Regions from separate parts of the Homo sapiens genome. Here region 2 is linked to region 1. A link is an interaction called in ENCODE POLR2A ChIA-PET data of the cell type or tissue named here. Cell type or tissue: Panc1. All regions are shown on one strand.

The links. ChIA-PET counts read pairs that join two places held together with the same protein. Peaks named below come from ENCODE experiments on the same cell type or tissue, not always from the same donor. Only the 100,000 strongest peaks of a DNase experiment are listed, where the experiment ranks them.
Region 2: POLR2A ChIA-PET joins it to region 1 with 8 read pairs; 2 of 35 experiments call an interaction of 5 or more read pairs at or near these places.

Annotation. Positions count from the first base shown.
Region 1 is chr4:129,326,815-129,329,314 of GRCh38, forward strand. No RefSeq gene overlaps it. Among named protein-coding and RNA genes, the nearest start is that of C4orf33, 230 kb to the left of the region's middle. In Panc1, no CTCF peak of the experiment used is centred here; a DNase peak (open chromatin) is centred at 1,499.
Region 2 is chr4:129,724,060-129,726,559 of GRCh38, forward strand. LINC02466 (long intergenic non-protein coding RNA 2466) reads right to left here. Exons shown (of 5, transcript NR_110753.1): 5 at 112-1,730. Among named protein-coding and RNA genes, the nearest start is that of LINC02466, 46 kb to the right of the region's middle. In Panc1, no CTCF peak of the experiment used is centred here; no DNase peak of the experiment used is centred here.

The DNA of each region.
Region 1 (2,500 bases):
TCCACTCTCATTATAACCGCAGCCTAAGGAGCAGCCCATTTGGAGGCAATGTAATGATGTGATGTTATATATCACAAAAATTAGAGGGATAGAACTATAACTGGTAGGTCATCTTGACTCTCCCCTGCCAGGGCAGGCTTGTTCACCACACTGCTTCCTTGAGTGCTTTTGTCCAGTCCTGTTTTAAATGACCCAGGCAATGGAGCTCAATCCTTTTCCCTTGAGAGGCCATTTGGCAGTCTAATAGGCTTTGCTGTTAGCAAACTCTTCCTTGATGTGCTGCCTAAGTTTTCCTTTGCTCAATTTCATCTCATTACTGCTGTTATTCTGCTTTTGTGCACCCCAAACGATCCCTCTTTCTCCTGCATGTTTACTGCTTCCTTCTGCTCATAAACGCTTTCCCATACCTCTTAGTCATTGTCTGGCCACAGAATGTCTGCCACGGTCTTTAAAAACTTTTGCTCTTCCTCCATCCACATTTGTGATTCCCTTCTGAGCTCTTCCCCCTTTGATCAAAACTTTCCTGATTTGTAAGGGCTGGAAGAGCACACCATATTTCATGCTGGATGATGTTTCCTAAGGGCAACATCAGGGCGTTCTTCCCCTACTCTGTGACAGATGCATTTGTGTACACGGCCTAAAATTGCATTGCCTCTCTTTGCTGCCAAAGCACACTGAGAAAGTTGAGGTCTGATGTACTATCAGGGCTCACAATCTGCTGAACAAGAGAGAAGAGTTACTCACCTGGCGCTGGTGATTGTACATGTGCATTTGGCCATTTTTCTTTTCGAAAGACTCTGCTTTAGGCTCTTGGCTTGATTAAAGTTTGATTAAGGACTGAAGAAAAAAAACAAATTGCCCAAATAACAACATTAAACATAATAATACCTTGTTCTTTGGACCAGAGTATTCATTTTTTTTTTACCCTATAATTGCAGTGCGATGACGGTAAAGTGGTAAGCTCAAACTTTACTAGTTCCCCTTCATGAAGGGAATGAAGCACATGATGTTGATAAAGAGATCCTTTTTTTAAAAAAAAATGTTGCAATTTCTCAGTTTGAAGGGGCTGGCAAATGAGAAAAAACAGAAGTGAGAAATTATTAAACTTCTCCTTCCTTTTGCTCTTCAAAGATGAGTTCATGCATATGTATAAAGGCCAGATTTCAGCTTAAAAGATTCTCTAAAATATTTTGCTGAACTTAAATTATATTTAATGGAATGCCAATATATGTTCAATAAAATAATACTTTTTACAACATCATGTGATGGATATTGTGTAGGTATGTTAGTTATCTAAAATACTTCCTCCAGTAATCATAACATAATGAGGCAAAAGCTATTTGTTATTTGTTGCTATTTGTGATTCAAATTTTTTTTTTTTTTGGTCTTGAAATACAGATGGCTTGTTTGCTCAATATGAGTCAACTTACTTTGGGGATTGTATCCTAGATTGCTTCTGTTCCTTCATCATTTGCAGTGACGTGGCTTCATTTGAAATCATGGTCAGGAGAAATACTGGGCTTTCTTCCTGCTTTATCTTAGCTCACCGTGTATCAGGTAGGCAAATATTGTGTTGACACATCCATCCTCTGCAGAGTTATGCTGCAGGAAGAGTTGCTACAACACAGGAAGTATGACTGATGGTGAAGCGGCTGTCCATGTGCCAGCTTAGATTTTTTGACCTGTAGTCAAAACATTTATTGACAATCTGATCAAAGTATGGCTGGGTTATGTTGCTGTGTAGCATTTTGGCCAATCATATGACATTGAGGTACACTGGCGTGGTGCTGGTCACTCTTGAAGTCACATAGGAAGGGTAAGTTTTAAGTTTAACCTACCTACAAGGATATGAAGATTTCTTGTTAGAGATAAGAGCAACACATAAAAATTAGAAAGTTATAAATGTTAGTGAACCTAACATTCTATATATTTCTGCTTCTTTGTGTTAAGTGGTAGAGAAAAGCCTAAAAGTGTAATTCTAAGCGAGGAAAGGAAGAGATCTTGGGATACAGGCCTAAAAGCTATGATGAGCATTTATTGAATGTTTACTACTTTACAGGAAGAGTGCCAAATACTTTAGGTGGATTATCTTTTAGTCTTCTCTAGAAATCCCCAATTTTTTACAGATGGGGCTCAGAGAAGTTAAGTAACTAGACTAAATTAACAGAGGCATTAAATAGTGGAGTTGAGATTCATAATCAGGGCATTTTTAATGTACAGCTTATGCTATTAATTGCTACAAAATAAGTATTTTCTTCTTTATATTTATTTATTTATTTATTTATTTATTTATTTATTTATTTATTTTTGAGATGGAGTCTCGCTCTGTTGCCCAGGCTGGAGTGCAGTGGTGCCATCCATCTCCGCTCACTGCAAGCTCCGCCTCCCAGGTTCACGCCATTCTTCTGCCTCAGCCTCCCGAGTAGCTGGGACTACAGGTGCCTGCCACCACAGCCGGCTAATTTTTTTTTTTTTGTATTTTTAGTAGAGACAGCATTTC
Region 2 (2,500 bases), 400 kb after region 1:
TTTTATAGCCAATTCCTGCCCAATATTAGATTAAAAACTGGAATTCAGAGTGTGCCAGAGACACAATGGACGTATAAATACCTAGAGCTTCTATGAAACAGACACGAACAGTGGCATTTTAAAGTCAAACTTTATGTATGTGGGTTAGAAATGAAAGAATGTAAATATCCTGTGTTCTAATTTGCATCCATTTGGAAATCAGAAATGGAACCTCATAAATTTCATATTAAACGATACATAAATATCATAGGTTAGAGGACACATTTTCAATGCAATGTTATGCTCCAGAAGTAAAATTCACTAAAGCTAGTAAAATGAATAGAGTTAATGCCCCAGGTATGAAACTGGAAATATAATCTGTAGATATTTAACTGGACTCTGAAAAGCCCATGATATTTTCTGCAGGATATTTAACCAAGTTTCTAAGTTTGGCAGCAGTTTTGTATTCACCTAATTTTCTTCTTCTGAGTTTCAAACAGACTTTCAGAGTTAAAAAGGCCAAGCATTTTCCTGAAGTTCAAGATGCCAGTCATCTTCTGAAGTCACTGCTTCTTGGAGAATGTCAGCCATATCCTCGCTTCCTCTCACTTCAGCCACTGGAATTATGCCAAAGCAGCTTTGGTTAATAACCAGATAAGGTGTCACTGGATAATACTGGTACAGCAGGGAATGGTGTTGCATATGCCTCTTGCACTTCTGGTCTACTATTTCTCCACCTATGATGCCTGATAAAACCACTTCACAGTTGTATACTGTTAAAGGAAAAACTTCAGCCGTATTACATTTAAGAATTTAATTGAGCAAAGAACAATTCGCCTATCGGGCCGCCTCCAGAGCCAGAGTAGGCTCAGAGACTGCAGCGCAGCTGCGTGGTGGAAGAGGATTTATGGACAGAAAAAATAAAGTGACATACACAAAACAGAAGTGAGGTACAGAAACAGCCAGATTGGTAACAGCTCGGCATTTGTCTTATTCAAACATGATTTGAACTGTTGACCGCAATCGATTGGCCAAAACTCAGTGATTGGCACAAGAGTAGATTGTAGCCTGTTTATACTTCCGTTTAGGCTATAGTTCATGATGTACAGATAAATCTTTAGGCTGAACTTAAAATAAGTAAGGAGTCAGCTTTAGGCTAAACTTTATTTGACAATGTTGTCCTCCTGGGGCCACCTGAGACATGGAAGGAGTAAGATCCAGCCCAGATCACCTTGAGTCTGCTCTTGGAGAGTTCTCATTTCCAAAATTTATTTACACAGCCTGGATTTCTTAAACATTAAATATTAGATCAGCTTGTGGATTGCAAATTGCCGTGTTCTATATAAAATTGTATTATCACCTTCATGTGATCTTATTTTTCTTCTCTTTGACCCTCTCTTTTCTTTCATTCTATGTTTCTTCTCGTGTGCTCTTTTTTGCCTATTGTCTCTCCTTATAATGTTTTCTTTTTGTACCACGGGTCAGAAAAGAAGGCCTCTGCCATCTTGGTGGATAAGTGGTGCTTTCTCCTGTAAGGTACCCTTCCACATCCTTCCTCATACCTGTATTCTTGGCTGTATTAGCACCATTTTGGAGAGCACCTCTGGGATTCACTATAATGCTGTCTTCAGGGTCCTTATCCTTTGTCTTAAGATGATGCTAGTTCATAAAGAAATCCTTTCAATTCTTCAGTTACAAAACCATCTTTTAAATGAGGTTCAGACCTTTTTTGATTTGAATTCAATTCAGTTCTGTAATAAAGAAATTTACTTTCATTTTTAAAAAGTGTGGAGAGTAAGTCCCACCGGAAAAAAAAAAGAAACTCTCATTTGGTTTAAGACAGATGAATAATAAAGAGAGAAAAAGATAACTAGATTGTTAAAATTTGACTGCAAGGAGAAGAAAAATTCAACTGGAGAGCTGTCAGCACAGAACAGATGAGGGATGATAAAATAGGGATCAGAGATACTCCAGGCAAGTGAGAGTTTGAATGAACATCTAATAATACTGAACAACTTGTGGACATGTTGAAAAAGTTAAGAACTTGGTATCTAAAAGCATCTTTCTCTATACTATGTGTTCTATGCAATATGAGTATGTTAGTAATTCACAGTAATTTATATAAATGTTCAAATATTATTCATTTATCACTAAAGATTACAAAAATTGAAAGGCACGAAAATGACATGAAAGAGACTCATGTGCAAATAATTGTTTTTGTTACATTAACATTTATATATAATCATATACAATTGTACATCTATATGATATTATATCATACGTACTCTTTAGATGTCTTTTTTTTTGTCAGTTGGCTTCCTCCTCTGTTTGCCTTTCACCTATATTGTCTCTCCCCACAACCGTGTCAATGCCCTACTATGAATTTGTAATATATGATACACCTGTCATCTCCTAGTTCTTAAGATTTTACTCACTTTTTCCACAAAAGCTAAAATCCATGAGGAGTTATTCCTTATTCATTGTCCAAGATAAGGATTCTGTTTTATTTTCTTCCAGATAG